7 separate regions of the Homo sapiens genome follow, and all the other regions are linked to region 1. Evidence: chromatin contacts called from ENCODE Hi-C or POLR2A ChIA-PET data. All regions are on one chromosome and are shown on one strand. Each heading gives the region's core, a stretch centred on a gene start or an enhancer-like site at or near the end of the contact. The rest is flanking DNA. Distances are from core to core; before and after follow the strand shown.

The links. A loop is a pair of places that touch in the nucleus more often than their neighbours do. ChIA-PET counts read pairs that join two places held with the same protein, here RNA polymerase II (POLR2A). Pooled maps may share reads with other maps.
Region 2: a loop to region 1 is called in a pooled map, with 7 times the contacts of the local background. The contact joins two enhancer-like sites. A Hi-C loop is called at or near these places in 1 of 37 single-sample maps with no recorded cell type and 2 of 50 pooled maps. POLR2A ChIA-PET finds 5 or more read pairs at or near these places in 2 of 52 experiments (activated T-cell and activated naive CD4-positive, alpha-beta T cell).
Region 3: a pooled map shows a loop between it and region 1 (2.7-fold over the local background). The contact joins the promoter of TACO1 here to the enhancer-like site in region 1. A Hi-C loop is called at or near these places in 2 of 50 pooled maps. POLR2A ChIA-PET finds 5 or more read pairs at or near these places in 4 of 52 experiments (Caco-2, GM10248, WTC11 and 1 more).
Region 4: a loop to region 1 is called in a pooled map, with 6 times the contacts of the local background. The contact joins the promoter of DCAF7 here to the enhancer-like site in region 1. A Hi-C loop is called at or near these places in 1 of 168 maps with a recorded cell type or tissue (lower leg skin), 1 of 37 single-sample maps with no recorded cell type and 6 of 50 pooled maps. POLR2A ChIA-PET finds 5 or more read pairs at or near these places in 2 of 52 experiments (AG04449 and T-cell).
Region 5: a pooled map shows a loop between it and region 1 (4-fold over the local background). The contact joins two enhancer-like sites. A Hi-C loop is called at or near these places in 2 of 50 pooled maps. POLR2A ChIA-PET finds 5 or more read pairs at or near these places in 2 of 52 experiments (Panc1 and common myeloid progenitor, CD34-positive).
Region 6: a loop to region 1 is called in a pooled map, with 7 times the contacts of the local background. The contact joins two enhancer-like sites. A Hi-C loop is called at or near these places in 2 of 37 single-sample maps with no recorded cell type and 3 of 50 pooled maps.
Region 7: a loop to region 1 is called in a pooled map, with 17 times the contacts of the local background. The contact joins two enhancer-like sites. A Hi-C loop is called at or near these places in 1 of 37 single-sample maps with no recorded cell type and 8 of 50 pooled maps. POLR2A ChIA-PET finds 5 or more read pairs at or near these places in 1 of 52 experiments (MCF 10A).

The regions. Positions count from the first base shown.
Region 1 is chr17:62,722,293-62,726,651 of GRCh38, forward strand. It overlaps MARCHF10 (membrane associated ring-CH-type finger 10), which reads right to left. Exons shown (of 11, transcript NM_152598.4): 7 at 2,646-2,812; 8 at 196-305. The region is part of intron 2 of MARCHF10-AS1 (MARCHF10 antisense RNA 1); the gene reads left to right. Among named protein-coding and RNA genes, the nearest start is that of MARCHF10-AS1, 18 kb to the left of the region's middle. RefSeq lists an enhancer at 2,637-2,716. Within about 2 kb of position 2,584, at least 8 of the 41 ENCODE cell types and tissues checked have a DNase peak (open chromatin) inside an H3K27ac peak, as active enhancers do.
Region 2 is chr17:63,644,537-63,648,895 of GRCh38, forward strand. It overlaps MAP3K3 (mitogen-activated protein kinase kinase kinase 3), which reads left to right. Exons shown (of 16, transcript NM_002401.5): 3 at 1,498-1,538. Among named protein-coding and RNA genes, the nearest start is that of MAP3K3, 24 kb to the left of the region's middle. RefSeq lists an enhancer at 2,507-2,556. Within about 2 kb of position 1,860, at least 7 of the 41 ENCODE cell types and tissues checked have a DNase peak (open chromatin) inside an H3K27ac peak, as active enhancers do.
Region 3 is chr17:63,599,025-63,603,383 of GRCh38, forward strand. TACO1 (translational activator of cytochrome c oxidase I) reads left to right here and starts at 1,871. Exons shown (of 5, transcript NM_016360.4): 1 at 1,871-2,339. The coding sequence starts at 2,060.
Region 4 is chr17:63,547,655-63,552,013 of GRCh38, forward strand. DCAF7 (DDB1 and CUL4 associated factor 7) reads left to right here and starts at 2,823. Exons shown (of 7, transcript NM_005828.5): 1 at 2,823-3,161. The coding sequence starts at 3,024. It also overlaps a transcript of KCNH6 not described here. RefSeq lists enhancers at 1,753-2,737, 2,037-2,426, 2,867-2,946 and silencers at 3,097-3,146, 3,167-3,316.
Region 5 is chr17:63,458,344-63,462,702 of GRCh38, forward strand. No RefSeq gene overlaps it. Among named protein-coding and RNA genes, the nearest start is that of CYB561, 14 kb to the left of the region's middle. RefSeq lists an enhancer at 2,499-2,568. Within about 2 kb of position 2,573, at least 12 of the 41 ENCODE cell types and tissues checked have a DNase peak (open chromatin) inside an H3K27ac peak, as active enhancers do.
Region 6 is chr17:62,096,773-62,101,131 of GRCh38, forward strand. No RefSeq gene overlaps it. Among named protein-coding and RNA genes, the nearest start is that of MED13, 34 kb to the left of the region's middle. RefSeq lists an enhancer at 4,140-4,359. Within about 2 kb of position 2,024, at least 2 of the 41 ENCODE cell types and tissues checked have a DNase peak (open chromatin) inside an H3K27ac peak, as active enhancers do.
Region 7 is chr17:63,273,642-63,278,000 of GRCh38, forward strand. The region is part of intron 9 of TANC2 (tetratricopeptide repeat, ankyrin repeat and coiled-coil containing 2); the gene reads left to right. Among named protein-coding and RNA genes, the nearest start is that of CYB561, 170 kb to the right of the region's middle. Within about 2 kb of position 1,835, at least 6 of the 41 ENCODE cell types and tissues checked have a DNase peak (open chromatin) inside an H3K27ac peak, as active enhancers do.

The sequences.
Region 1 (4,359 bases), core at 1,334-3,833:
AAAAAAAGGCTTTTCAACTCTCTAATACTCTAATTTAGTGGCAGGTCTTCTCAGAGAAGTAAGCTAAATGGATATTGTCAGACTCCTGCCAGCAGAGACCTTCTACATTTCTTAGATCAGGGAAGGGGAATGTCTTCTCGCCCTGCCCCTCTAACATACTTTAACCTGTGGAGGCAGAGTGGCCACATTTCTTACCTGAGATTGCTGGTGCTTCTGGTAGAACTCAATCATGTTAAAGTCACCCAGGTCAACCAGCAGGCCTTGCTTACACATCTCACAGGTCTTCACGGCACCAAGATCTGCTCCTTAAATTGGATAAAGAATTATATGTACATATAACCATGGGTCTGTTTGTGTTAGCACTTTGGACAGGTGATATTTGGGGAGTGAACTTGTGTGTGTTATGAATTCTGAGCTTCAGTGACCTTCCTTTAAAGCCAGCCATCTTCTGTAGAAAATGACCTTGAATCTGAGAGCTGAAAAATTTCCTTTGTAGTCATCTATTATGCAAGCTTCATAGAAGTGAAATTCCCACGACTTTTAAATAGCAGATCTTGCTTTCTATTTAAATATAAACAGGATGGTTCATAAACTTGGAATTGCTGCACAGAGGCTAAGAGTCTGTAACACAGGTGTTTGTAAAAAGAGTGACTATTCAGCTTTTTTTTTTTTTATTGTAGACCCAACACAGGTCCAAGTAAATAAATTAGTGAGGACCAAAATAGATGGCAGAAGCTATTCTCGATCAATGGCTTAAAAATCTGCCTTTACTCCTGCCCAGGTAACATTGCCACCTGAGAACAGTGAGGGAGCGAGGGGCCAGGTGTGGGTACTAGTTACAGTAGTACCCAGGGCCAGCTCATCAGCCTGAGCTCAGACTCATCGGGGAAAAGGAATATGAGAAGGCTTCCTTTGTTGCTGTTTTTATAAAAACAGGCATTCTAGATCAGCATTTTTATCCTATTCCCCAATGCAAAAGTGGAGGATGCAGAGCTGGGCTGTTATGTCTAAGCAAACATTCTGCCAGACAGTTTCTCCCCCTTAGTTGCGGCTTTTGACTAATGATGTACTGGTGTTTATTTTATGCATTAGAAAATAAAAGACCTATTAGTTACCTGCATGTATTTGGTAAAAATAGGGCTTGTGCAGTTTCATACCTCCATTCTATTTCCCCACTGGGGATATAAAGAAACAGTAAATAATAGAGACTTTCAAAGGGCAAGGATGAACAGGAAGTAATCCCTTATCTGCATTTTGTTCGCTTGACTTTTTTTTTTTTTTTTTTTAGCGTCATTCAGTAACGCTTTAGGCTACCAAATGTCCCATGAGTCTTCCGATCGAATCCTACTGAACACACCCATACAAGCGTTGACATTTATGAGCATAGCAGCATTTTCATGACATGTTTCACAGGTAACTTTTTCTGTGTTAGATGTTTAATTGGCCCAAATTTCTAGGAAGATAAAGGATTGCATGGCAGAGTCGTTAGCAACCAAAATCTACTCGTTTTCTTCCCTCTCTGAAGGACTGAATATTTTGCTCGTTATATGGATATGCGTTTAAGCATCTTGATCAGTGGACTTATATTTCTTATGCTAGGGAAGTTGCATAAAACGGGCTCCATGGATGACACAGTAATATGATTACCCCACGTGTTCATTCTCTGATTCCATGGTGTGCTGTCCTTGGTGAGGGGGCGTGGCAACACCTCATGGGGACAGGGTAAAGCTCTAAGTCTCCCTGCAGCCTGGATAGTGACGGCTAAGGAGAAGGATATGGAAGACGGGGAGAAATAGGATCTGGCTGTGGGGGGATATGTTTTCAGAGATGTGTGTCTGAAAGAAGCCGCAGCTATTTTCTGATCAAGTTGCTCTTTGCACTGATGTTCCATGCATTTTTTTTTTTTTTTTGCTTAAAGTTGATCTCATTCCTAAAGCCATGCTTTAAAGAAACCTTCTGTTCTCTGCCCAGAAAACTACAGCCGACCTACCGATGTGGTTGTATTTAGGTTATAACCTGCTCAGGGAGTTGAGAAGGTGCCGCACACCCAGTTATAAGATGCTAGGGAGCTGACAAAATCAGCACATGGAAATTTCTTTATCTAATATGGTTCTAGACAATCAGATCAGCACTCTTATCCCTATTGCTAAAAGGCAGCTTTGTTTAGTTTCTTAGGTGACCCCCAAATAAAAGGAAGTAGGATGTGTGTGCTGGGGGTCTCTCATGAGGGACCTTCTGAAGTATTTTGCTGGGTGTCTGCTAGCTGGGCACGGCTACTGTGTGTCTGCTGAGCTTCCACCGCTGACCCACTTCTATTTCCTTCCTCCTGAGAGGCGATCTTAGCATCTCTGCTCAGGCCTCAAGCAGAGGTAGAATTCAATAGCATTTGTTCCCAGGAGTCTTCTCTCAGATAAAAGCAAAAAACAAAAAACAAACCAAAACAAAAACAAACAAAAAACCCCCAACTCCCTCCCATAGTTTAAAGACAGCTTTTATGAGCAAGGATCTGGAGCTCAGCCACGTGTCCCTGAGTCGCTGTTCTGCGGAGGAGAGTGAGCTGATGACAAGGCTCCGGGGCCCACACCGTGGTGCCTCATGTTAATTACATGTCGTGGCACGTTCACTGCACTTCCTTCCCCACCTACCTGATGTTATTTTCACTTTCAGCCACTTTTTCAGGCACTCTTGATGAACAAACTGCAGGCTTCCCACACAGCCGCAAGGCTCCAGGAGGGGGTTGCTTGGGGAACCCCCGGCTATCTGACAGATGCGACACAAGTCTCCCTCCTCCTCGGAGTCCTCCTCCAGGAGACTAAATGTGAAAACAAGCCCTCGTGACCAGGAGGCTACACGTTTGCAGTTTCTACAAATACCAGTTCCCAGAGCATTGACAGAGAAGGAAGAGGGCTCCTGGTACTCACCCGCTGCCCCCTCTGACCCTAGTGAGATGATTTTTGATAACACAGGCACAAATTCTCTCTTTTTTTTTGAAACAGAGTCTCACTCCGTTGCCCAGGCCGGAGTGCAGTGGCACAATATTGGCCCACTGCAGCCTCAACCTCCTCAGGCTCTGGTGATCCTCCCACTTCAGCCTCCCAAGTAGCTGGATTACAGGTGCATGCCACCACACCTGGCTATTTTAAAAATTATTTTGTAGAGATGGAGTCTCACGATGTTGCCCAGACTGGTCTTGAACTCCTGGGCTGAAGCGATCCACATGCCTTGGCCTCCCAAAGTGCTGGGATTACAGGTGTGAGCCCCTGGGCCTGGCTGAGGCACAAATTCTTGTAACAGGCTTCTTTGCAATTGTCAATACGTGTGAGCTGACATGGAGGACCAGCACTGCCACCATAAATCAAGAGGTAAAGGGAAATGGCTACAGAATCATTTTCAAACTGGAGTCAAGGCCAGGAGCCCCTCTCCCTGCCAGGAAGTTGGTGGGGGTGGCATACTGGTGAGTGCATGGGATTCGTGGTCAGGGGGCCTGGGTTTGAGGCCAGCCTCTGAAACTTGTGAGTTGTGTGACTTTGGATAAGTTCCTTAATCTTCCCAAGACCCTGTTTCCTCATCTGTACAATGAGGGTCATGGTGATAACACCACTGCCACCTACTTCCTAGGGCTGTGGCCAGGCTGGCTACGTGTGACAATGAGGAACCTGTTCTGCAAACTGTAAAGTACATCTAGTGTCTGGCAAGGTGTTGTGCACAGAGTTCACTTAATAGATGTTGGTTTAGGTGGATGATGAACCAATAAACCTGGACACAATCTCCCGAATAACACCACACATGCCAACAAATGACATCAGCATTCCAGAATGTAAGCGGCTGGAATCTGATGAAGATAAGAACTAACGAAAATGTAAGTAAAGATATTTGTGTCTAATAAATGGTGAGTGAAGAATAGCTGGTCGATGTTCATGTTGGGAGGTTTTAAGAAGCCTAAGGCTATTTTCTTTTCTTTAGAGTCCTCACGGGACTGGGGGCCATCTGGTCAAGGAAAGGAAACTGGCTAGAGACTAAAATCAAAAGAGGAAGAAATGGACATTGCTCTGGATGGAGAAATATATGCTCAATTTCTTGAAAGACTTTTTTCCCCATGAAAGGGCAGCTCAGTGTAAAGAAGCAGAATTACAGTTTTCCATTATGGACATTCTCAATAACTTAAAGACATTTTCAACATTCAGACTTCAATACATTTCAACATAATTTCCATATTTTCGTAAGTAATCAGGAAGAACATGTGTACATGGGAGTGAGTGCTCCAACTGGTGAAGATAAACTAGAGAGAGATCTTGCAAGTTTGAGAAGGTAGGCAGAAAAGTGGTAGAAGATTATTTTTTGTTGTTGTTGTTTGTTTTG
Region 2 (4,359 bases), core at 610-3,109, 920 kb after region 1:
GAATAAAGTAAATTTTCTCAGTTTTAATTTTGAATATGGTAAATACCAATAGATATAATCCACATAAGCAAAAGCTCTTTGGGGTCTTTAATAATTTTTACAGTGTAAATTAGAACCACTCTTGTAATTCATTGAACTGGAAGAGAAGTCTAGTCCCTTAATACCTTGGGAAAAGGGAGTCCTTTAGGCATCTACCCTTCCTTTCAAACTCACTCCCTTTTCTGTTGTCTGTTTGCTATGTGTTCCTCATCTTCAAATACTCTTAAGTCCTCTTTCTTCCAAGCCACAGCCTATTAATTTGTCTTCTTCAAAATAATTTTTCTTCATCGACTATGACTTCATTCTCTCCTTTATCTCTATTATTTGCTGGTTTCCTGCCCATCTTACCTTTCTTTTCCTCTACACCTGTTCTTCTGTAATATCTCTCTCCTTTCCCTGTCATTTTTTAAACTCCCTCAAGTTGTTTGTTTGCCCTTTTGCAATATCTCTTCCTCTTTAATTTGTTCTTTGTCATTTTAACATTTCTACTTCCTCTTATTTCTCATATTTATACTTCTGTTCTTCAATTCATTCAACCACTTAACAAATATTATTAAGCACAAATATTATATGCCATTTCCTTTGCCTGGCACTGGGGATATAGAAACATGATAGACCTCGGGAGGCCGAGGCAAGAGAATCGTTTGAACCCGGGAGACGGAGGTTGCGGTGAGCCGATATTGTGCTACTGCACTCCAACCTGGGTGACAGAGTGACACTCCGTCTCAAAAAAAAAAAGAAACATGATAGACCTGATCTCTGCTCTCCTGCAGTTTACAGGCTACTCATGATGGTCATTTTGGAAAAGGCTGGGAACAGTGTATAAGATCCTACTTTACCCCCAGTGGGGTAGCTTTGGGAGGGTTTTGGGAAATCAATGATAGTGGTACCAGTGGCAGCAGCAGCAAAAACCAAATATTGCATGTCTATTATGTGTCAGGTATTTTACTTACATTTAGTTGTTGTAAGAACTCTGCAAGGTATGTTTAGGCTTACTCTACAGATGGAAAAACTAAGACTCACAGAGGATAAGTAACTTGCCTGTGGTCATATAGCTAGAAAGCATCAGCAGCAAAATTTCTTTTTTGTCTTCAGTCACATCAGCCAACAAGGAAATGTATCCTGGTCAGGAGGTGATAGAGTGGGAGAAACTTCCAGAGCCAATTGTAGAAATAGGGTGTGTATGAAGCTAGAAACAGCATGTCACAGCATAGCAACTGAGCTGGGCAGCCACCTAGGGATCTTACCCTAAGAGCTTTGTTGTCCCTGATGTTAGAACTGGAAGTTTTAACTCATTGGAAAGGAATGCCCATGCCCATCTGGGAAGAGAAGCTGGACCAGGAGCCATCAGGGATGTATGCCTAATGTTGCTAACGAACTGCCCAAGGCTTACTTGGCAATGGCAGGAGTGACACATTCCAGAGAATTCTCTAACCTGTCTATCATTCTTTTTGGCAGAGTGACGTCAGAATCAAGTTCGAGCACAACGGGGAGAGGCGGTAAGTCTGCCTTCTGATGAGTAGCTGTGTTCATGTATGCCAAAGTTCTCAGATAGCATTGAGTTCATGGAAGTCATTCCCCTGTCCTGATCCCTGTGGGGCCACTGGCTGGGTAATAGGGTGGATTGGGCATAAAGGGAGGAAAGTTTCACCCTTGTCTTGGCCTACTAATTGAACCTTGTTCCTATCTTAGCATTGGAAGCCATTTCAACTGCTGATGTTTTACTGTTCTGCTCTATTCTGCTGCTGTGAGGTCTGACATTTTATTAGGAAGTGAGGACTCTGGCCCTACTCAGAGTCATGGCTTTCAGACACACTGACACTGTGTCACCTGTGGGCATTAGAGGGAGGGCAGGATTCTCCTGTGATATGGTGCCATTACTATTCCCAGTAGAGCAGCCCTGGCTTTGTCCACATCAAGGGTCAGGTTGGTGAATTAGAAGTTTCTTCATGATGTCTCTAGGTCATGGGAAGCTGCACCAAGTCCATCAGTTGTAAAAGACTTTAGCTCCTTTGAGGACATAGAAAGAGGGAGTTTTTCGGTCTGTGTTCTGAATCTTACCTCATTAGGGAAGTGAAAGTAGTGTTACAAAACTCTTCTGTCCTTTTCTCCATTGTCAGTATTTTCATTATTGTTATTTTTTGTGGGAAGCCAAGGTAGAAGTTCTCAGTAGAAAAAATGTGACTGTACTTAATTTCTGAAGTTATTTAAGGAAAACATTCAGAAAGCATACAGAACTCTGGACATGGGATATTTGGGACCTTGCATGTTTGTGCATGTGCGGCACATGTACACATAAATGTGCCTTTCGGTGTTTTTTCCACTCTTTGCCTTTCTTTCCCATTGATATACTACCCCCTGCCACCCTCAGCTTTCCTTTGCTTTGAGCATTTGGACAGGTGAAGAGCATACCCATTAGTATGAGGTCTTCCTACTTTAAGAGTCTCACCACAGGACCTTAGTACCTCTAAACATTCTTGATTCTGGTAGTTCTCTACAGTTGGTACCTTTCAGCCTACTTTGCAGCTGGCTCCAGAGGAGACCTGTGGCTACTATTCTCCCTTTAAAATACACATTCACAAGCCTACAAGGTTGTCAGAGGCAACCCGGTGGAAGCATTGTGGAAAGTGTGGTCTGCAGAGCCAGGGTCCTTCTGCTCCTATGTGAGTTCCAGGCCTGGAGGGAGGAAGGTCTGAGCTCTGTCCCCAGCTGCTCTTCCTGTGTCCTGCCATTAGCAGAGAAGTTAAATTGTCACTTCACTGTTGCTACTTTTCACATTTTCCAACCTGAGTTTTAAAGGGATGGCCAAACTCAGAGCAGCAGAGTTTTCAATCAAAAGCACAATTGTGTTGGAGCCCAATTACGCAGTTAGGCTCTCCTGAATTCCCTGTTCCCAAAGTGGTATGCAGTTACAGTGAGCAGGCTTACACTGAGAAAGTGTATGTGTTTGGTTTCAGAGAAGCTGCCAGATTGAAACCACAAATATTTAAGGTGGTCAGGCAGGAATGGCCTTCTGAAGCCCTGAGCAGCAGAACGTTGCTTATCAAGGTTTTGAAAATGGTGCATTCTCTTTTTACGGAGCTGTTTTCAGGAGCCATGGCATTTCAGTGTTTGTGTACTATATGTGGAATTGAGGACTTTATAAAGTTGGTGCAGGGAAGCCAACAGAGTTAGTACTCTGTGCCACACAGCTCTAGTTTCGTGTATTTCACGTCAGGATTTTGTAGAGAATGTCATTATGGGCATTTTAAACTTTTTACCTGGAATATGGGTAGTATTTATCTAAATGTAGGCCCTTATAGAATTAGAATTCACAGGAAAGAGGAAAGAAGTCATGACTTTTCCCACTTATCCATGACAGGTATTCATTCTGGTGGGCTGACTTTCCCTTTACTTTGAGAATATGGGGACCAGACCCCTGACTGTCCTCCCTTTTGGCCCCAGGAGGGCTGGGGAGAAGGATTGTAGATTAAGATCTCCTTCCCTTTGGAAATGTTAATGACACACTGATGGGGGTGGTTGCATGGGTGTTAGACCTCTCTTTGAAGCACTGGCCTAAAAATGCCTGTTATTCAATAGGATGGCAGCAGCTTAGATCTTACCCAATCTGGAAGTCCTGGCCTCTGATCTTGACCAGACTTTCAAGCTGCTTTTGTGGGTTTTGAATGGCTCATTGCTAGGCCAAATGCAGAAGAATTTATCTCTGATCATGATCCTTTTTCAATAGTGTGCTAGGGACATCTGAGTGGACTTCTGGTATTTTATCCAGAAAGGCTGGACCCTTTTGCACTGTTGCTGAGGCCTTGAAGAAGGAGGGGTATGATTTGCTATTAGGCATTAATAGAAAGCTATCCTCTCAAAAGGCTTCAGAAACACCTCTATCTAGAGAATCCATCTAGATAGCACCTAACAGTATCACTGCTTGGGACAGTTGATTTGGAAGAAAAAAATATAAGAATTACAGTCTGGGCCGGGTGTGGTGGCTCACGCCTGTAATCCCAGCACTTTGGGAGGCTGAGGCGGGCAGATAAAAAGGTCAGGAGTTCGAGACCAATATGGTGAAACCCCGTCTCTACTAAAAATACAAAAATTAGCCGGGCGTGGTGGCCGGCGTCTGTAGTCCCAGCTACTCGGGAGGCTAAGGCAGGAGAATCGCTTGAACCTGGGAGGTGGAAGTTGCAGTGAGCCGAGTTCGAGCCACTGCACTCCAGCCTGGGGGACAGAGCGAGACTCCATCACACACACACAGAAAAAAGAATTACAGTCTCAATGGGTTTCCTAGTGGAGATGAAACTAATTTGGTTAGCAGTATAATTTCCA
Region 3 (4,359 bases), core at 621-3,120, 880 kb after region 1:
ATGCAAGAATCCTGAAAACATCATGCTAAGTGAAAGAAGCCAGTTACCAAAGGCCACATAGTGTGTGGGCCCATTCATATTAAATGTCCAGAAGAGGCAAACCCACAGAGACAGAAGTAAATTGGTGATTGCCTAGGGCTGTGGGAATTGGGGGGAAATAGGGAATGATTGCTAATGGGTACAGGACTTCTTTTGGGGATGATGAAAATGTAAAATCAATTGTGCACAGCTCTGAATATTCTATAACACATTGTACACTTTGAATTGGTGATCTGTGTGATCTGTGAAATATGTCAAAACTTAATTTTTTAAAAAATGAGAACTGTGTTGGGCATAGGAAGTACAGTCCTACTCTCAGAGAATTTAGTATTACGGTAGAAACAGATATAAACATTTTGATATTTTTTTAAAAGGTAAGTGCTAAGGTGCAAGCATGTATGAAGGGCTATGGGCACCCACCGCACCTGGCTAATTTTTGTATTTTTAGTAGAGACGGGGTTTCACCATGTTGACCAGGCTGGTCTTGAACTCCTGACCTCAAGTGATCTGCCAGCCTCGGCCTCCCAAAGTGCTAGGATTACAGGCGTGAGCCACCGCACCCAGCCCCATGGAGGTTCTTATATAATAAAAAATAAAAAATCTATGCTTTTGTGCTTTGCATCCATTATCCCATTTAGTCCTCACAAGGCCATTCTATGGTAAGGAAACTGAAACAGGAAAGTAAAGGAACTTGCCCAAGGATACACTAGAAAATGGAACAACCAGGGTTTGAAGCCACCCAGTCTAACTGCAGAGGGCACAAACTTGGACTTCACACTGTCCTGCTTCTCTCTCTCTCTCTCTCTCTTTTTTTTTTTTTTTTTTGAGTTGGATTCTCGCTCTGTCGCACAGGCTGGAGTGCAGTGGCGCGATCTCGGCTCACTGCAACCTCCTCTTCCCGGGTTCAAGCGATTCTCCTGCCTCATCCTTCTGAGTAGCTGGCATTACAGGCGCGCGCCACCACGGCCGGCTAATTTTTTTGTATTTTTAGTAGAGACGGGGTTTCACCATGTTGGTCAGACTGGTCTGGCACTCCTGACCTAGCGATCCGTCTGCCTCAGCCTCCCAAAGTGCTGGGATTACAGGCGTGAGCCACCGCGCCCGGCTGTCCTGCTTCTCTACCTGATATGTCATGCCCTTTGGACTTAATCTCACCAGCATGGGAGTCACTACAAAGCTTTTCAGCAGCTGCCGCTTTGTTTCTCTCCATCTTCTAACGGATTCGGTTTTCTCTTTCGAGACAGCAGAGAGAAAATGAAGAGGGGAGTTTAGCTCCAAAGGGCTTGTCTGATCATTCTCCCTCTCCCAAAGGCCTGTGACTCATCTGAGTCTGTCCCAAACCATCTCTTGCATCTAGGGGCTTAAGTGCACTGTGGCTATTTACATAAAACTTTATTACTTTAAAGCTCTAAGGGCTCATTTTGTGTTTCTAACTTTCCTATGTTGATAAAGCAAATATTAGATCCTTATTTATAAATAGGGAAGACGTTCAGAGAGATTAAACATTTGGGCAATTCACTTCTCTGGCAGCAGTTTCTTTCCCAGTACAATGAGGCAACAACAAAATATCATTCTGGACTTGCTCAGATTTAGGCAGCAATTTGGAAGCAAAGTCAGTTTCATAACTCAGATGTGTCTCCACTAAAACATTATGAGAAACAAAGTCCGGCGCTCTCTAGGCAACCGTGAGGGCTTGAGCACTAACTAGATCTGCTCAAGGGCAAGAGAGGAGCGAGTACCGTGCAGCCACGGAACGGACTTTGCGGGCAGTGGGGACGTGTTTTTGGAGCGAACCCGGTAAAGGAAGTGTGCTACGCCATCAAGGGCCCCCAGTCCCGGGTGCCGCGGGGACAGTGTAGGGTCATTAGCTGTTGAGCCGCCCCGGGCGGGCCCAAGCCTTTGGATCTCAGGTGACCGGCACAGGCGGCCGCGGGGTCCGGAACTGCTTGTTCCGGCAGTGGAAGAGACGCGCCGGCGTTGGCCGCTGCTGCTAGCAGCTTGAACCCCAGGGTCGGGACCGATGTCGGCTTGGGCTGCTGCCAGCCTAAGCAGGGCCGCTGCCCGATGCTTGCTGGCACGAGGCCCCGGGGTCAGGGCGGCTCCTCCGCGCGACCCCCGGCCCTCCCACCCCGAGCCCCGGGGCTGCGGTGCCGCTCCGGGCAGGACGCTGCACTTTACCGCGGCTGTCCCCGCCGGGCACAACAAGTGGTCCAAAGTCAGGCACATCAAGGGTCCGAAGGACGTCGAAAGGAGTCGCATCTTCTCCAAACTCTGTTTGAACATCCGCCTGGCAGTGAAAGGTGAGACCCTGACGGTCACCCAGCACTGGCTGCCGCTGCCCTCTCAGTGCCCGCAGCCTCGCTTGCCTCTCGGAATTGGGCCCACCTAGATCTCCGGCCCTTCACTTTGTTTTCCTTCCCCAGTACCCACCATTGCCCACCTCATAAATCCTCAAAACACCTACCCTACGTTGGAGGTTCTCACTCACTTTTCCAGACGCTGAGCATCTGGCCAGTTTGTCAGAGAGGGAGCTGCTCTTAAGAAGATAAGCCGGTAAGGTAGAAGTGACTTCATCCTAATCTAGCTGGGTACTTAATAGAAACAAGCCCTAAGAGTCAGGGCAGATGTGTGTCTCTCCTGAAGAGACAAATCAACCCCTCTGAAGTCGCCTCAAGTACCTTATTGGTTGTGGCAGGGGCACTGAGTAAAGCTATTACTTAAGTGCTTAGGCCTTAGCTTAGGCCTTAGTTTGCTTCATTAATGTTTCCCCAAGACACATTTCCTTGGAAGGTAGATTTGCAGCCATGTCTTTTCTCCCTTAGGTCGCCACACTGAAAAGGCTTTTTTTCTGTTTAGGGCCAGACATCTGTAGGAGCAAAGGAAAAGTCCTGTAGAAAGCATGGACTTTGGACTGGGCGCAGTGGCACAGCCTGTAATCCCAGGCCAGAGGCAGGCAGATCACTTGAGGTCAGGAGTTCAGGACTAGCCTGGCCAACATGGGGAAACCCTGTGTCTACTAAAAATAACAAAAAAAAAAAAAAAAAAAAACAGCTGGGCATGGTGGTGCATGCCTGTAATGCTGGCTACTCGGGAGGCTGAAGCAGGAGAATTGCTTGAACCCAGGAGTTGAAGGCTGCAGTAAGCGAGATTGCTCTACTGTACTCCATCCAGCCTGGGTGACAGAGCAAGACTCCATCTCAAAAAAAAAAAAAAAAAAAGAGAGAGAAACTGTGGACTTTGGAGTCAGGAAGACTGGTTTCTGTCACTGACTAACCTTGAACAAGTAGCTTAACTTGAGTTTCTCTGAAACAAGGATAATACCCACCTTGAGGTAGTTTATGGTTTATGGCACATCATAGGCATTCAGTTAATGTTAATTTACCCCCTCAGCTCATGCCTGGTATTTGTTTGCTTCCTTTTCTTCAAAATTCTTGATATTAAGTTCAAGCAACTTTTATTTATTTATTTATTTATTTATTTTGAGACAGAGTCTCACTCTGTCACCCAGGGTAGAGTGCAGTGGCGTGATCTTGGCCCATTGCAACCTCCACCTCCCAGGCTCAAGTGATTCTCCTGCTTTAGCCTCCGGAGTAGCTGGGACTACAAGTGTGCACCACCATGCCTGGCTAAATTTTTTTGTATTTTTAATAGAGACAGGGTTTCACCATGTTGGCCAGGCTGGTCTCGAACTCCTGACCTCAAATGATCTACCCACCTCCACCTCCCAAAGTGCTGGGATTGCAGGTATCAGCCACTGCATCCCAATGAAGTTCAACCAACTTGTGTTTATTTTGTGCCAGGCATGCCATTGGTACTAGAAAGATGATGAGATACAGCCCCTACCCTCAGATCACAATGTCATGTGAACATTTCAATAATTATGCACAAAGTGCTGGGCACGGTGGCTCACACCTGTAATCTCAACACTTTGGGAGGCTGAGGCCGGCGGATCACGAGGTCAGATCGAGACCATCCTGGCTAACACGGTGAAACCCCGTCTCTACTAAAAATACAAAAAAATTAGCCAGGCGTGGTGGTGGCGGGCGCCTATAGTCCCAGCTACTCAGGAGGCTGAGGCAGGAGAATGGCGTGAACCCAGAAGGCGGCGCTTGCAGTGAGCCGAGATTACACCACTGCACTCCAGCCTGGGCAACAGAGGAAAACTCTGTCTCAAAAAATAATAATAAAAATAAAATAAAATAAAAATAATTATTATGCACAAAGTAGTAGAGTAAGAGCAGTAATGAGTCCAGGAAGTGTTGTTACCATCTATAACCCTTCTTCATCTGACACAAAGTAGAGATCGCTGAAACCTAGCAG
Region 4 (4,359 bases), core at 1,573-4,072, 830 kb after region 1:
ATGTATACAGGCTGGGTGCAGTGGCTCACTCATGCCTGTAATCCCAACACTTTGGGAGGCTGAGGCTGGAAGATTGCTTGAGCCAGGAATTCAAGACCAGCCTGGGCAGCATAGCTCAACCTGGTCTCTACAAAACAATTTTTTTTTAATTAGCCAAGCATTGTGATGCGCACCTGTAGTCCCAGGTACTACAGGGCTTGCTGGGAGGCTTGGGTGGGAGAGTCACTTGAACCTAAGAGGTCAAGACTGCAGTAAGCCATGTTCATGCAACTGTACTCCAGCCCGGGTAACAGAGCAAGACTCGGTCTCTTAAAAAAAAAAAAAAAAGTGGCTGGGCGCAGTGGCTCACACCTGTAATCCCAGCACTTTGGGAGGCTGAGGTGGGCAGATCACGAGGTCAGGAGATCAAGACCATCCTGGCTAACAGGGTGAAACCCCATCTCTACTAAAAATACAAAAAAAATAGCCAGGCGTGGTGGCAGGTGCCTGTAGTCCCAGCTACTCGGGAGGCTGAGGCAGGAGAATGGCGTGAACCCAGGAGGTGGAGCTTGTAGTGAGCCAAGATCGTGCCACTGCACTCCAGCGTGGGCAACAGAGCAAGACTCCGTTTCAAAAAAAAAGTAGGTCGGTCATGGGGTGGCTCATGCCTATAATCCCAGCATTTTGGGAGGCTGAGGTGGGAGGACCAGTTGAACCCAGCCTGGGCAACATAGCAAGATCTTGTCTCTACAAAAAATAAAGGAGGCAGGAGGATTGCTTGAGCCCGGGAGGTCAAGGCTGCAATAAGCACTGTTTGCCCCACTGCACCACCACCTGGATAACAGAGCAAGACCCTGCCTCAAAACGAATGTGTATAAATTAATTGACATTTTAAAATTAATTTTTGTAACCTTAATAAGGCTTTAAGGGTTACATCTATTAGTAGTACAGTTGTTCAAAACAACATAAATATATATTCAATTTTCTAATAAAAACTAAAATTTTATTGGAAATATACGTCATAAAAGAGAAAATTTCCTCCCCCCGTTAGTTCCTATATCTGTGGATAAATATCATTATTTTTTATTAGAATAAGACAAGGTACCGCGAATTTTGTACGTCTTTTTCTTTCCTTTTTAAATTTGTTTTTAAACTTTCCTCCTTACAGGGGATTTCCTTTAGCTGGGCATGGTGGCGGGCGCCTGTAATCCCAGCTACTCAGGAGGCTGAAGCAAGAGAATCACTTGAACCCTAAAGGCAGAGGTTGCAGTGAGCCGAGATAGTGCCACTGCACTACAGCCCGGGCGACAGAGTGAGACTCCATCTCAAAAATAAAATAAAATTAAAAAAAAAAGAGGATTTCTTGGCCAGATGCGGTGGCTCACGCCTGTAATCCCAACACTTTGGGAGGCCGAGGCTGGAAGATCATTTGAGGTCAGGAGTTCGACACCAGAATGGCCAACATGGTGAAACCCCATCTCTACTAAAAATACAAAAATTAGCTGGCTGTGGTGGTGCACCCCTGTAATCTCAGCTACTCGGGAGGCTGAAGCAGGAGAATCACTTGAACCTGGGAGGTGGAAAAATCATTTATCATTAAAAATTATATTTAGTGCCCAGAATGGTGGCTCAAGCCTGTAATCCCAGTACTTTAGGATGCTGATGTGGGAGGATCGCTTGAGCCCAGGAGTTCGAGATCAGCCTGGGCAACATGGAGAGATCTCATCTCTACAAATAATAATTTAAAAATAGCTAGGTGTGGTGGCAAATGTCTGTGGTTCCAGCTACTCCAGAGGCTAAAGTGGGGGAATCGTTTGAACCTAGGCAGTCCAGGCTACAGTGAGCCCTTATCACACCAGTGCACTCCAGCCTGGGTGACAGGGCAAGACCCTGTCTTTAAAAAAAAAAAAAAAAAGTATTTAATGTTATCATCCAACAATTCAATACAAACCTCCTTCAATTTTGATGAAAGCTGAGAATTGGAAATAATTTATATAAAGGTGTCATTTGGTCTCTGGCCCTTCCCCTTTTCCAACTCACAGGCACAGATACCTTTGGGGCTGGATTAGCATTTGCGTTGGGATCCACGGCGGGAAGGGTACAGGATGGGAACTGACAAAAACAGAGCCAAGCTGGTCGGGTCGGTGCCTACCCCAGAATTCGGGGACATTTCTAGATCCTGCAGGAAAGCGCGGGAGGGCCTGACTCAAGCTGGCCTGGCCCTGAGCGCATCTGCGCGCCCGAAGCCTGTCCCTGAGGCACGGAGAGAGCAGCTTTCGGGTTAAAAGGGCCCTGGGAAGAGATGGGGCGGGAAGGTGGTACCCGTTGGGCGCAGGCCAGGCTGCCAGGCCGCAGGGCTCTGTCCCGCGAAAGTCAGTAGGTCTTCCACTAAGGCAGAATTGTACTTTTACTCGACAGCGTGGAGAGGCCGCTCAGAACAGCAGCAGCGGAGGGGAAGTCAGCGCAGGTCACAGACGGTTTCACTCTCAGAGACTTGGCCTAGAACTTGGAGGCCCGCTGCTACAGCACGCTCGCCTCCAGGCCACCCACGCCCCCACCACCCGCACTGAGCCGTTATCTGCCTGACTGACATCTTGGCCAACCAATGACCTTTGGGGCTGCCAAAGCGCCTGCCTCCGAGAGTTGGGCGGGGCGAGTAGTTGCAATGACAAACATTTAACCCAATAGCGAGGAGATTTCAGACGCTACGGCCGCAATAACCAATGACAAGAAAGAATCCTTTCGAAAGGACGTGTCAGGCAACCAACGGCCGGTGCCGCTGCGGGGGTCCGGCGGCTTCCGTTCCGAGAGGGCGGGGCGGCGTCCCAAAACGGAAGGTGGTTGTCGTCCGTTCCCAAGCTGGTTTGAAACTAGGGGTCGGGCTCGGCCGTCGTCGTTGTTTGTCGCCGCATCCCCGCTTCCGGGTTAGGCCGTTCCTGCCCGCCCCCTCCTCTCCTCCCTTCGGACCCATAGATCTCAGGCTCGGCTCCCCGCCCGCCGCAGCCCACTGTTGACCCGGCCCGTACTGCGGCCCCGTGGCCACCATGTCCCTGCACGGCAAACGGAAGGAGATCTACAAGTATGAAGCGCCCTGGACAGTCTACGCGATGAACTGGAGTGTGCGGCCCGATAAGCGCTTTCGCTTGGCGCTGGGCAGCTTCGTGGAGGAGTACAACAACAAGGTGGGCCGGGCAGGGGCTCGGAACCCAGCTGGCGGGGAGCGGGCCCCGGGAGCGCCCTTTCCGGGCCGGAGCCCAGGCCTCAGAACCCTCTTGCGGACTCGCCCTAGGGCCACGGAGCGGTTCCTCTGTCTGGCCCTGTGCTGAAGGTTTCGTACTCGTTGTCTGTCTCCTTTAATCCAGGCAGCATTCTTGTGTAGTCGGCAGTGTAGTGGGGAAACTGAGGCACGGTTTTGTGACTTGCCTGGGTCAGGCAGCTATTTCGGGGTGGAAACAGGTCTTAAAACCGGGTTTACGCCCCAAAGATACTCCATTTATTCATCCCGTGCTCTCCACTCCTGCCGCATTGCTTTCGTTGGTGGGCGGGGAAGGGAAGAGAGAGTGATAGCTGTGAAGGAAAATGCAGGCGCTTCTATTGGTGGTCGTGCACTCCTGGCCACACTAGATTTCTATTAAGACGATCTATTGTACAAGCTTCCCCGCCCCCTACTCCCACCCCCCCCGGGTACTCATGGATCCTAGCCCTTCTGCCAGAATTACTGTTGCTCTTGCTTCCTGATATCCATTCTCTCTAAAGCAATCTCTTTGGAAATCTTGGCCTGTGGCATGATCCCGCCGTTGTTTCCTGAACACAGAAGGATGACAGGGCCTTATCTCTTGGCTTGTTTCGTGCTAGTACAGTTGTGTGACCTTTAGTAGTAAGTCTTGCTGGACATACATCAATTTGAGAATCCTTTATAGAAGCACGGTGTAGTAGGGGAGCTTTTAAACTGGCATTGCAACAAACTCATTTTTGAAAGTTGAATAAGTCAGTTGGAAGAATTTTCTTTCTTCCTTTTACTCAAAGTTGTGAATGATAGCGATCAGAGCAACTGAAAGCTGTGGCTAGTGATATTTAAAGCCACTACTCCTGCTTTATGCCATGAACATCAGATTTAAGAAGAGTAAAACTGGCCGGGCGCGGTGGCTCACGCCTGTAATCCCAGGACTTTGGGAGGCCGAGGCGGGCGGATTACCTGAGCTCAGGAGTTCGCGACCAGCCTGGGTAACACGGTGAAACCCCGTCTCTACTAAAATACAAAAAAAAAAAAAAAAAAAAAAAAAAAAAAAAAAAAAAAAGCCGGGCGTAGCTTAGTGCGCCTGTAGTCCCAGCTACTCGGAAGTCTGAGGCTGGAGAATTGCTTGAACCTGGGAGGCGGAG
Region 5 (4,359 bases), core at 1,323-3,822, 740 kb after region 1:
TCAGGAGTTCATAACCAGCCTGGCCAACATGGTGAAACCCCGTCTCAACAAAAAATACAAAAATTAGCCGGGCTTGGTGGTGCGCACCTGTAGTCCCAGCTACTAGGGAGGATGAGGCAGGAGAATCACTTGAACCCAGGAGGCAGAGGTTGCAGTGAGCTGAGATTGCACCACAGCACTCCAGCCTGGACGACAGAGCAAGACTCTGTCAAAACAAAACAAAACAAACACAATAAAAGATTTGGGATTAAAGGATTGGAGGAACATCCTGGCTCCACAGAATGTGACACTTGATACCATCCAGCCAGAGTAGCCCAGGGCTTCACGCAGTCTGTGGGATGGAGAAGGAGGGACAGCTGGTGGCTCCTGGTGGGGACACGTGTCCCGTTTTGCCTCCATTTGTTGGGTGACCTTAGTCCACCTACCAACCACTTTGTGCCTTGGTTTCCTTATCTGAAAAATGGGAATCAAATGGTACCTAACTCACAGGGTTGCTAGGAGGTTTCACTTCTCTGTGTAAAGCACTAAGATGCCTGGCTCAGTAGACACGGCCTCATGTTGCCATTTCACACGCCAGCGCCCACGCAGCACCCAGGCAGCACCAGCTAATGGAGGGCAGTTAACGTTGGTGATGTGGGGGCAGGAGGCACGATCTTGGCAAATACCAGGCCTGGCTTCAAAGGAAGGCCCAGGTTCGGGGCCACCTTCTGGGCTTGGGCTTAGGTGCAATTTTTTTTTTTTTTTTTTGAGATGGAGTCTTGCTCTTTTTCCCCAGGCTCGAGTGCAATGGTGCAATCTTGCTCACTGCAACTTTTGCCTCCCGGGTTCAAGTTATTCTCCTGCCTCAGCCTCCAAGTAGCTGGGATTACAGGCACACACCACCACACCCAGCTAATTTTTGTATTTTTAGTAGAGACGGGGTTTCTCCATGTTGGCCAGGCTGGCCTTGAGCTCCTGACCTCAGGTGATCCGCCTACCTCAGCCTCCCAAAGTACTGGGATTACAGGCGTGAGCCATCATGCCCGGCCTTGGGTGCTATTTTGAACCCCTTTGATGCCCTGTGAGCAGCTCTCACTTGCCACTCACCCAATGCCTGGGGGGCAGGGAGGTCGACGCTTCATGGAGATTTCCATAGGATGGATGCCTGGTCCAGCAGGGTCCCAATGGGCAGGGGCAGAGGCAGGCAGAGGAAAGGGTCACAAATCTCATAGCCCTAGAAGGGAGTGAGAAGAGGAACTGGCGGGCACAGCCACTCACATCATAGCAGAGGACCTGCACCGTCAAAGCCAAACTAGCAGCATGTCCAAGACCCAAATCCTTCATCTGCTTACCCTCCTTCCCACCTCCCCCAAAACTGTTTCTAGCATGTCCCCCTCCCCATAGAAGGCATCATCACCCCCTCCACTCTTCACCCCCCCCCCAAAGCCAGCCAGTCCACAGCTATCCCTTTCGGTCCCACCTGCAGCCAGCCCCTAAACCTACCACTGCCCTCAGTCGTGGGGTCTCTTCCTTCCTGGTGGTGACAGGGCCTTCTGAGTTTGCTAAGCACAGATCTACACTGCATCAAAGAGATCAGAGAGGTGACTGGGAAAGGCAGATTTGGTCATGGTCCTCCCCAGCTAAAAACCTGTTGCCCTCAGGAGGAAGTCTGAGCCCGCCTTAGCTCCATGGCCTCAGCTTCTGCAGTCTCCGTATCATCCACAGCTCACAGCCTCCTGCCGATCAGTCAGCACGTCTTTCCAGACCTTCTGCTTGAAATGCGAGTCTTCTAACAACTTGCCTGCTGAACTCCTACTCCTCCTTTCAGGGCTCAGCTTAAGCATCGCCTGTGGCCAGGGCTCAGGGCCTGCCCTGCACCTTTCATATCGCCTCTCTGGGAGTGGCTTGTTTAAACATCCCGGGAGCCTGGAGAGGTGGTATCACAGGCATTTGAACCAGAGCGACTCCATCTTGAGTGAGGGCTAGGAAAATGAAGTTGGGACTTGCATTCCCAGAAGGCTATTCCCAGCCTCTAGATGTTTACAGTTAAGGAAATGGATTAATAATGTTTACTAACAAACCCAAACTTCGGAGTGTCCAGATATCCCGATATCTCGAGAACAAAGGCATTCCTAATTTTGCTTCAAAGATAATAATATTGATTCTTGCAAAATTTGGTAATTTTAAAAAAGAATCCTTTATCACAAACCCTGTAGCAGAGCACATCTCCCCATGATCTTTTTTTATCCTATATATATACAAGCACTGTACCTAGGGTGGATGCATTCCTCCTCTTACTTTTGGGAATGCCCTATTCTGTCTATGGAGTAGCTGTTCTTTCACCACTTGACTTTCTAAATAAACTTGCTTTTCCTTTGCACCGCAGACTCGCCCTGAATTCTTTCTTGAGCAAGATCCAAGATCCCTCTCTTGGGGTCTGGATCGGGACCCCTTTCCTATAACAGTGCGACCAGGCTGTCCCTGCTCACCAAGGTGTCTGGGCACGGTCGGTGACTGCTCTTTGTAGGTCTCGGTGAAAACCTGCGGAGGAATGAGTGAGTGTAAGAAAGGGAAGGAGACATTTTTAATTAAGACCAGGCAAGATTAGGCAATAGGAGAAAAGACAGATATGAGTCAAAGCTTACTCACATGTTCCTGGCCTGGGAGGCAGAGATAGATTGTCACTGTCCGCAGCCACGGCAGAGCTGGGCTGTATCCTGGGCCTGAAATGAAGAGGTACCTCCCTCTCCTCCCCTGCTTCCTGGGATTCTGGGCCTGACATCCTATAGCAGGGTACACTGGAGACAGGGCCAGATGAGTTGCCACACTGCATTGTCCCTGGCATGTCACCATTTTTTGTAATTTATTGTTTTTTACTGTGGTGAAATACACCTAACAGCCGGGCACAGTGGCTTACACCTGTAATCCCAGCACTTTGGGAGGCTGAGGCAGGCAGATCACTGGAGGTTCGGAGTTCAAGACCAACCTGGTCAACATGGTGAAACCCCATCTCTACTAAAAATACAAAAATTAGCCAGGCATGGTGATGGGCACATGTAATCCCAGCTACTTGGGAGGCTGAGGCACGAGAATCGCTTGAACCCGGGAGGTGGAGGTTGCAATGAGCTGAGATCGCACCACTGCACTCCAGCCTGGTGACAAAGCTAGACTCCATCTCAAAAAAAAAACAAAACAAAACAAAACAACATCTTGCTTAGTAAGTTTGTGCTTGACCGAAAACTGAGGGGAAGAGCTAAAATGAGACGTGAGAGTTAAGATGGGATTGCTGAGTGAGTCAAAAGAAATTAAGATTGAACTTGACAGTCAGCATTTAAAAGAGAGAAGTCAGATGCACATCGACAAACTGGCCATCTTTCATACGGAAAAGATCTGAGGGTTTGCACTGACTCTCAGTTTCTTTTCTCTTTTTTTGAGACGGAGTCTCGCTCTGTCGCCCAGGCTGGAGTGCAGTGGCTCCATCTCCGCTCACTGCAAGCTCCGCCTCCTGGGTTCACGCCATTCTCTTGCCTCAGCCTCTCGAGTAGCTGGGACTAGGACTACAGGCGCCCGCCACTACGCCCGGCTAATTTTTGTATTTTTAGTAGAGACAGGGTTTCACCGTGTTAGCCAGGATGGTCTCGATCTCCTGACCTCGTGATCTGCCAGCCTCGGCCTCCCAAAGTGCTGGGATTACAGGCGTGAGCCACCGCGCCCGGCCTGACTCTCAGTTTCTATATGAGCTGCAGCAGGTGAGGAGGCTGCCAGAACAACCTCAGCCCTCTTCGGCTGCACCAAGGGAAGGAATTGCATTAAGTGGACCAGGGCTCCCTCTGCGCATGTTAGGCCAGCCCACAGGCTTTACTTAAATACAGGCAGCATAGTTTAGGAGAGATGTGGAAAATCTGCAGTCCATCCATGAGAAGATGACAGAGCATCAGGATACAGAGAACTTCTCTCCCCGGGAATCACTGAAGGCACTGTGTTTCTCCTGGAGAAAAGGAGACATGCTTAGACATGGTTGTGGCCGGGTGTGGTGGCTCATGCCTATAATCCCAGCACTTTGGGAGGCCAAGGCGGGCAGATCACCAGGTCAGGAGATCAAGACCATCCTGGCTAACACAGTAAAACCTCATCTCCAGTAAAAATACAAAAAATTAGCCGGGCGTGGTGGCGGGCGCCTGTAGTCCCAGCTACTCTGGAGGCTGAGGCAGGAGAATGGTGTGAACCTGGGAGGCAGAGCTTACAGTGAGCCGAGATTGCGCCACTGCACTCCAGCCCGGGTGACAGAGTGAGACTCCGTCTCAAAAAAAAAAAAAAAAGACATGGGGTTGCTACCTCTCATCTTGGACAGTGGCCATGTCAAAGAGAAAAGACTCATTG
Region 6 (4,359 bases), core at 774-3,273, 630 kb before region 1:
ATTTATTTATTTATTTTATTTTTTTGAGATGGAATCTCGCTCTGTTGCCCAGGCTGGAGTGCAGTGGCGCGATCTCGGCTCACTGCAAGCTCTGCCTCCCAGGTTCACACCATTCTCCTGCCTCAACTTTCCGAGTAGCTGGGACTACAGGCGCCCGCCACCGCGCCCGGCTAATTTTTTTGTATTTGTAGTAGAGATGGGTTTCACCGTGTTATCGAGGATGGTCTCGATCTCCTGACCTGGTGATCTGCCTGCCTCGGCCTCCCAAAGTGCCGGGATTATAGGCATGAGCTACCGCGCCCGGCCTATTTTTTAATTGTTAATTAATGAACTTTATTTTTAGAGCAGTTTCATAGGTTTACAGAAAACTGAGCACATAGTACAGGGAGTTCCTTTATACCCACTTTCTATGCCACTCACAGTTCCCCCTATTATTAGCATCTTGAATTAGTGTGGTACATTTCTTACAACTGATAAACCAATATTGATACTTATTATTAACCGAAGACTGTTATTATGAACCAAAGCTTACATTATGGTTTAGTCTCCTGTTGTATAATAAATGTATGACATGTATCCACCATTGCAGTATCATACAGGATAGTTTCGCTGCTCTAAAAATCCCTCATACTTCACATCCCTTACCAGTGATTGTTTCAAAAGTGGATCCTGTGGCCAGGTGCGGTGGCTCATGCCTATAATCCCAGCACTTTGGGAGGCCAAGGCAGAAAGATCACTTGAGGGAAGTTTGGGCAGTATAGCAAGACCCCATCTCTACAAAAAATTAAAGAATTAACCAGGTGTGGTGGTGTGCACCTGTAGTCCCAGCTACTCAGGAGGCTGAGGTGGGAGGATTGCTTGAGCCTAGGAGTTCGAGGCTGCGGTGAGCCATGATTGCACCACTGCACTCCAGCCTGGACAACAGAATGGGACTCCATCTCAAAAAAAAAAAAAAATCAAAATGCAGATCTTTATTACAGCAAAACATACCTCCAAAACTGCAGATCTTCTGTCTCTCCCCTCACTCAGCCTCACCTTGTTCCACTATCTAGCATTCTGTTTCCAACCATACAGGTCTTTTTGTTTCAATCCCTCAAGCCACACTCAATTCTGTCTCAGAGTTTTGCTCATGTTGTTTTTTTCTTCATGAAATGTCCCATTCTACCTCCCGGCCCCAACTCCAGGTCTTATCACAGCTGCCTCCTTCCTAAACTGTGAGCTCCTCACTGGCAAAGCTGTGTTATTGTACCCATGGTACCCAGCACCTAGTGGATGTGTAATAAATGTTTGCTGAATAATATTAATAATTAAATTATTAGATGAAGAGAACAACAGCACAGAGTTTCACTTGATTGTGAGGAGCTTGGGAAGGGTACTGAAAGTTTGCAATGACGGCTAGGGGATGAAAGGGAAGGAAATGCTGATAGGAAAAATGCCTATTCAATAGGCTGAGAACACAGCTAAAAATCTGTAGAGGCGGCCAGGCACATTGCTCAGGCCTGTAGTCTCAGCACTTTGGGAAGCCAAGGGGAAAGGATTGCTTGATCCCAGGAGTTTGAGACCAGCCTGGACAACATGACAAGACTCTGTCTCTATAAAAAGAAAAAAGAAAAAAATTTAATTAGCTATGCATGGTGGTGTGCCCCTGTAATCCCAGCTACTTGGGAAGCTGAGGCAGAAGGATGCTTGAGTCCATGAGTTTGAGGCTACAGTGAGCCATGATCATGCCACTGCACCCCAGCATGGGTAAAAGAGTAAAAGTCTGTCTCAAAAAAGAAAAGAAAATTTGTAGAGGCCTCAACCCATCAGATGGTGTCAGGGGAGAGCGCTGGATGAATAGTTACAGTGATAAAGAGTTTAAGATTTGCAGGGTGGAACTGTTCTGGTAGTGACAAAGTACAGGGTGTGGCCATAGGAGTCCACTGAAGAGAACTGGAAGTGAAGACGCTGAGTATGAAAGGTCAGGAAACTAAGAAGCTGGGTCATTGAGTGGGTGGCCTACAAAGTCAGCAAAATCTCCCTTCCGCCCAGGAAGAAGAAGTGAGACAGGTATTTAAGAAATATGGCTGATGGATGACAGAGATGAAAGGAGAGAAGATGACAAGTTGGATGTCATGGACTTCATTGGGGCAGAGGTTTTTCATAGGGAAGAAATTGTTAGAAGGGTCTTAGGGAACTGGAAGAATGTTGTTGCTAATGCCTCCCTGTATTGGGGGCATGAAAGAATAAATAGCTTCTACTCGAAAGAAGTACAGGGGAAGTGGTAACCTCAGGGGAAAGCCAGGTTTCAGTTCAGACTAGAAGGTGAGGGAGTTTGCAAGGTGTCTGGTTGCACATAACAGAAATCAGCTCCAGCTATCTGTGGCCAGTAGTGAGTGACGGGTTGAGGGAGTTGGGTATCTTGGACAGTTGCACAAGATGGTAGCCACAGGCCTATCATTATGGGTGAGAAGATGCTATGATGGTCTTGATGAGCTGGGAAGACACTCCAAAAAGGTGTCCACTTTAGATAGTTCTGTGAAGAAGTTAAGGAAGTAGGAGAATTCACCAACAGACAGGGGTTCCATAGGACACAAATATTAATGGAATGTCTGGGGAAGTAGAGAGAAACAGAAGTACAGAGAAATATGGGGATTAGAATGGTCTGTGGGTTCCAAGTGGTGGTATCAGGAAGGTGGTATCTAGAATGGTAGGTACAGGAGGACCTACAAGCACATGGTGACATTTGTCGTGTCTGTCTAGCCCCTATTCTATTCCAAATATCTGTCTGCTCCCTAATTCGTCTTCATCCATTGAATTAGAGTTTCTTTCCTTTGTGTGTGTGTGGGTGTGGGTGGGTGGGGGGACAGAGTCTTGCCCTGTTGCCCAGGCTGGAGTGCAGTGATGCAATCATAGCTCAGTGCAGCCTTGAACTCCTGAGCTCAAGCAATCCTCCCACCTCACACTCCTGAGTAGCTGGATATACAGGGGCACCACCACACATGACTAATTTTTTTAAAAAATTTTGTAGAGATGGGAGTCTCACTGTGTTGTCCAGGCTGGTCTGGATCTCCTGGCTTCAAGCAACCTTCCCACCTTGGCTTCCCAAAGTATTGGGATTACAGGCATGAGCCCGGCTGAATTTGAATTTCTGACTTTCTTTGCCTCATCCCCTTTCTTTGCCCCAGAACATCTCTTAGAGCTTCACTGTGCCACCACGACTTCTGCTACCTCCTTAAGAAGCTGCACCCTGGATTATTTCTTAAACACCCACTGTGCGGGTTGGATGCTGACCCAGCCTGCTCTACTGAGCCCTGTGAAGCCCCCACCATCTTCTAACTTACCATATTATATTGTAATATTTTTGTGTCTCTCTTGTGTTCTAATCTATGAGTTTCTTCAAGAGCAGACATTATTTCTTGTTCTTATTTACAGTCCTCCCCTGTAATGTCTAGCACATTGCTTGTGACCCAGGCAGGGATGGACTTGTCGAATGACTGACTGAATGACTGAGTGAGTGAATGGACTTTGATCTCTTATTGTCCTGTTCCTGTAGTCTAGAAATGTTAGACTCAGAGGTACCCTCTCTGGCAAGACTTTCCCTTTCTTGCCCACCCTTTTATCTGATTTCCTGGTTTTGATTTCATGCTTGCCAGACATAGACCATTTGCTGGGCTAAAGAAACCCAGCTTGAGAGATACCCTGTCCCAATTCTTCCTGGCCTGCTCCTCCCAGGATCCTCCTAGAATATGGGTCTGAGACATATTGAATGTTTTCTCTACTTCCTAAAATGACATCTCTATAATATAGGCTGAGTCCCCATCCCTGAACACTTGGGTTAGGGCCAGGATCACCTGGTCCATATTCCCCAGACTGTCTTTTCCCACCTTCAACACATCTACCATCCTAGCAGAAGGGAAGCCCAGGTTTAGTGAACAGAGTGGCTGAGAAGTTACATGGCCATGATAATGCCTGATTTCAGGAAAGGGATTACTTCTGGAATAGCAGGGAGATGACATGAGAGCAGGCACAGGCTACGGGAGCTTCAACTGTACGGGTGATATTTTATTTCTAAGATGGGTACATACTCATTCGTGATTCCTTAAATCTCTTTTTTTTTTTTTTTTGAGATGGAGTCTCACTCTGTTGTCCAGGCTGGAGTGCAATGGCGTGATCTCTGCTCATTGCAATGTCCACCTCCCGGGTTCAGGTGATTCTCCTGCCTCAGCCTCCCGAGTAGCTGGGATTACAGGTGTGCGCCACCAAGCCCAGCTAATTTTTATTTTTTTAGTAGAGATGGTGTTTTGTTATGTTGCCCAGGCTGGTCTCAAACTCCTGACCTCAAGTAATCCATCTGCCTGGGCTTCCCAAAGTGCTGGG
Region 7 (4,359 bases), core at 585-3,084, 550 kb after region 1:
ACAATGTTTAAAAACAAGTTTTGTTGGCTCTACACCTCCAAAGAGCTCCCAAATCCAACTACTTTTCACCTCCTTCAATACTGCCTCTCACTGAGACTATTGCAGTAGGCGAGCTTAGTGGCTCTCACAGTGTGGTCCTGGGACCAGCAGGAGTGGCATTATCTAGGAAGTTTTCAGAAATGCAGATTCTTTAGCCCCATTCCACACCTACTGAATCAGAAATTCTGAGAATGGGGCTGGCAAGCCGTGTCTTAAACCTTGCAGGTGATTTTGCAGATCACACTTTTAAAACCACTAGTTTAGAGGATGTCATTGTAATTGAAGATAAGCTTTATGCCTCAAGGTCCATCAGTCTATTTACAAAAGTGCAAAAATGCGTAGTTTGAGAGCTGGTTACATGTTATTCATGAACATGATTTAACAATACAGGCATAATTAATTTAACAGGTGCCTTAATAGTAACTGCAGTTGTTTGATGATAATGGTAGTCTTTTGACTGCTGAAGCAGAAGTTGGGATAACATCTCCAAGTGGGATATTAACATCAACATTGCTTCATTAGTTAAAAAGTCCTTTTTTTTTTTCACTCTTCAAGACAGCTGTTTTGAACAACTGTTCTACAAAAATTGATATTTCCAGAAACCCGGCCCAACGGGGGAGAGGTCATGTGAGTCAACTGTCCAAAGCAACTTAACAGATTCCTAGCTGTCAACCATCCAAGAGCTTGAATACTAATGATAAAAGTCATAGAAGATTGTGTACTAGTACAGAGTATATAGCTAGCTAACCTACTACAAGCGCCTTTTCTAGTCCCAAAGCCTAATGTCTTTGATAGATATTAATTTGAATTAATTTAACTAATAAAGTTTTTAACTTAAAATTTTAAAATTAGGCTAGGCATGGTGGCTCACACCTGTAATCCCAGCACTTTGGGAGGCCAAGGTGGAGGGATCACCTGAGGTCAGGAGTTCGAGACCACCCTGGGCAACATGGTAAAACCCCATCTCTACTTTAAAAAAATACAAAAATTAGCCAGGCATGGTGGCGTGGGCCCATAGTCCCAGCTACTCAGGAGGCTGAGACTTAAGAATCACTTGAACCTGGGAGGTGGAGGTTGCAGTGAGCCAAGATCGTGCCACTACACTCCAGCCTGGGCAACAGTCTCAAAAAAATTGTTTTAATTATTTTTGGCTTCATGTTTTTAAATTTAATCACCATTAGGTTAATGTGGAGTTATGCTAAAAATTATCCACCTGAAAATGTCCACTCTTTCTGATCATCTTAATGAAAGCTCTCTCATTCCGCAGAGAAAGATAGAAACTAAGTTTGCTGCCTATTACAAGGAAGGAAGAAATAGTTTATTTTTATGGATAAATGTAATAAATCTTATGATGGATTATATAAAGGGAACCAGGAGGAGTTAAAATATACAAGGCAAATTGTAGCATAGTGACTTTGAATGGTAGCTACGTGGGTTAAATTAACAACAAATTATTAATATTGAGACCCTAACCTGCCTGGTCTTAAGTTACAACCACACTCTTCTACTTGAAGAAATTATATATTGCTAATTAAAACTTCATTTCTCAATATATGGTGGTTTCCTTAGAACTTTTACTAAATCTCATTACATAAAAAGCCATTCAGAGGCTTTGTGTTTAGTTATTAGCTACTTTAATAGACACTAGGTTGGAGGGCATATGTACAAATGATAGTCTGATTCATTGGCAGAATTTATGTGAAATTGGCCCTGCCACAGTTAACTTGGTTTTATCAAAGCAATAAATTTAATTTTTATCAAATCTGTGCTTCACACCATTTATGAGTCCCGTACTGTTCTGAAACAATGAATCCTTTATGATGATGACTAAGATGCATGTCATGAAGCTAAATGCTCTTACATTAGCCTACTGAGTCACACATCCCTGAGGTTGCTTAGTCATCTTGATCATTGCCTGGCTGGCTCTCACATTTACAAGGGAATATTTCCATCAGTCTTTTCTACCTCATTGTTCATTATTTCATCCCTACAAGTAAGATTAAATTTTCTTAAGTAGATTCAAAACCCAAGGATAAGGTTGCATGCACATAACTTCCTATAGTAAATATTATATGGGTAGATTGTAAGTTTTAGTTGTATGAGGTTGTTCCCCTCACCCCCAACCAGCTCTTCTGCAGAGAAGACTGTGAAGTAACATGAACAAAACTCTCATCATGACATCTAACTCTGCAAGATATCTCACTGGAAATACTTTAAAATGCCTTGAGTGCAGTAAAGAAAAATAACACACTCTTAACCTATTTTGATGTTTTGATCTAAATTAAAGAATAAACTTCCCAATTAATCTTATTATTTTCCTCAAAAGTGACTAGGTCTATTAAAGTAACCATAATGCCAATAAATTTACTTAGATAAGACTTTGCAAAAAAATTTTGTAATTCAGTAAAATGATCTAAGTTTTTTAATCTTGTAGTATATAAAAGGTTTGTTGTGAAATAACTTCCCCAGATGCTCATAAAATTACAGAACTAGATGATTTCATTTTAAGGCCACAAACGAAAGGCTATTTCATCAATGAGAGTTCACTTTAAAATGTTTTATCTTAAATTTCAACGAATTAAAATACCCAGTTTTTATATTCCCAAAAATAAATGTTGTATATCACCTTAAAAGCCAACACTCTAAGAGCACAATACTTAAAACAACTGTATTGCCATAGTTATAAATATTTTATCAAATATTTCCTATTTTAAAACCTTTACTGTTTTATGTTTTCTCTACATTTTCAGGTATTAAATGTGAGGAAGCATATAAAAAAGCAGCAACCTTTGGGAGAATTGGGTTTTCCCTTTCTTTTTTTTTTTTTTTTAACTGTTCTCCAAAGATCTTTGTTCTCTTTCTGAAAATTCCACTCAGCAGTGACTGCAGATTTTTCTCAACAAATGTTTTCCCATAAGACCAATGTCAGAAAGCTGAAATTTAATATGGAAGTTATTCAAAGATTCAAAGTAAGATTTTTTTCAGAGTAAAATAAGCCTTCCCCCTTTTTTATCCCCACATTAATAGAAGGCAATGGACTTTTTAAAACACTAAGACAAATGTTAACAGTGAGACACTCTTCAAAAGGTGTAAAAGTGATAGCATACATTTATTGGAGTTCTTACTCTTTGTGGGCACAGTGCTTAGAGCTTTAAACATATTCTTATTTAATCCTCACAACTCTTTAAGTAGTGGTAATAAGGAAACTATGTCATAGACAACTTAATATAAAAAGCAATCGGTAATACAGTAATAGCAGTACATTGGCTTATGGTAGATACTCTGTACTCTGCGGTATTGGAGATGGCAAAGACTGTTGAATATTTCAGCAGGAGCTGTGGTCAGAGAGGATACTTGATTCATTCACCCAAACCAGCTTCGACTCCTCTCTTCCTAAATAGTACTTCAGTTTTCCTCTCACTTGAGCTTTAAATCTTGGAGTCAGCATTGAAGCACCATCTACATTATCTCCTATATGCAGTCAGGACCAGACCCTGAGGGTTCAGCTCTCACAGAGTTTCTCACATTCTTTCCATATTCTCCATTCTCAATATTGCTAATTAGCTTGCCTCCCTCCTCTGGTCTTTCCATCTTCTTCTTTTTTTTTTTTTTTAACTTTTATTTTAGGTTCCGGGGTGCGTGTGAAGGTTCATTACATAAGTAAACTTGTGTCACGGGGGTTTGTTGTACAGATTATTTCGTCACCCCGGTATTAAGCCGAAGACCCATCAGTTATCTTTTCTGCTTCTCTGGTCTTTCTGTCATCTAATCAGTATAATGCCTGGCTGCCAAAGTAATCTTTCTAAAATGCAGCTCAGAATCATGTCATTTCTCTGTCTTAAGTTATCATTGCCAGCATCCTTGTTCAGTTAGTGTGCAGGAATAGAAATTAGCAACATTTAAAAGCAGTTTTGAAGAAAACAAGTTACAGTTTATTACCTTTAAAATTAACTCATTGATACTTAAGAAAAGCTAAAAAAAAAAAATTTAAAGAATAGACACTGCCAGATGGACAATGAAATGGAACATGTAATGGAAAAGAACTAAAGGAACAGAGATAGTAAGATAATGTATAAGAACATGCCAACACAATGCTTAATGAATTTTATTAATTCAGCAAAAAAAAAAACAAAGACTAAAATTATTTCTATGCCAGATGAGTCATCAGTATTTGGCATCAGTATTTTTAGTACTTAAAAAGAGGTAACAGGCCGGGTACAGTGGATCGTGCCTGTATTCCCATCATTTTGGGAGGCTGAGGCAGGAGGATCACTTGAGGCTAGGAATTCGAGACCAGCCTGGGCAACATAGTGAGACCTG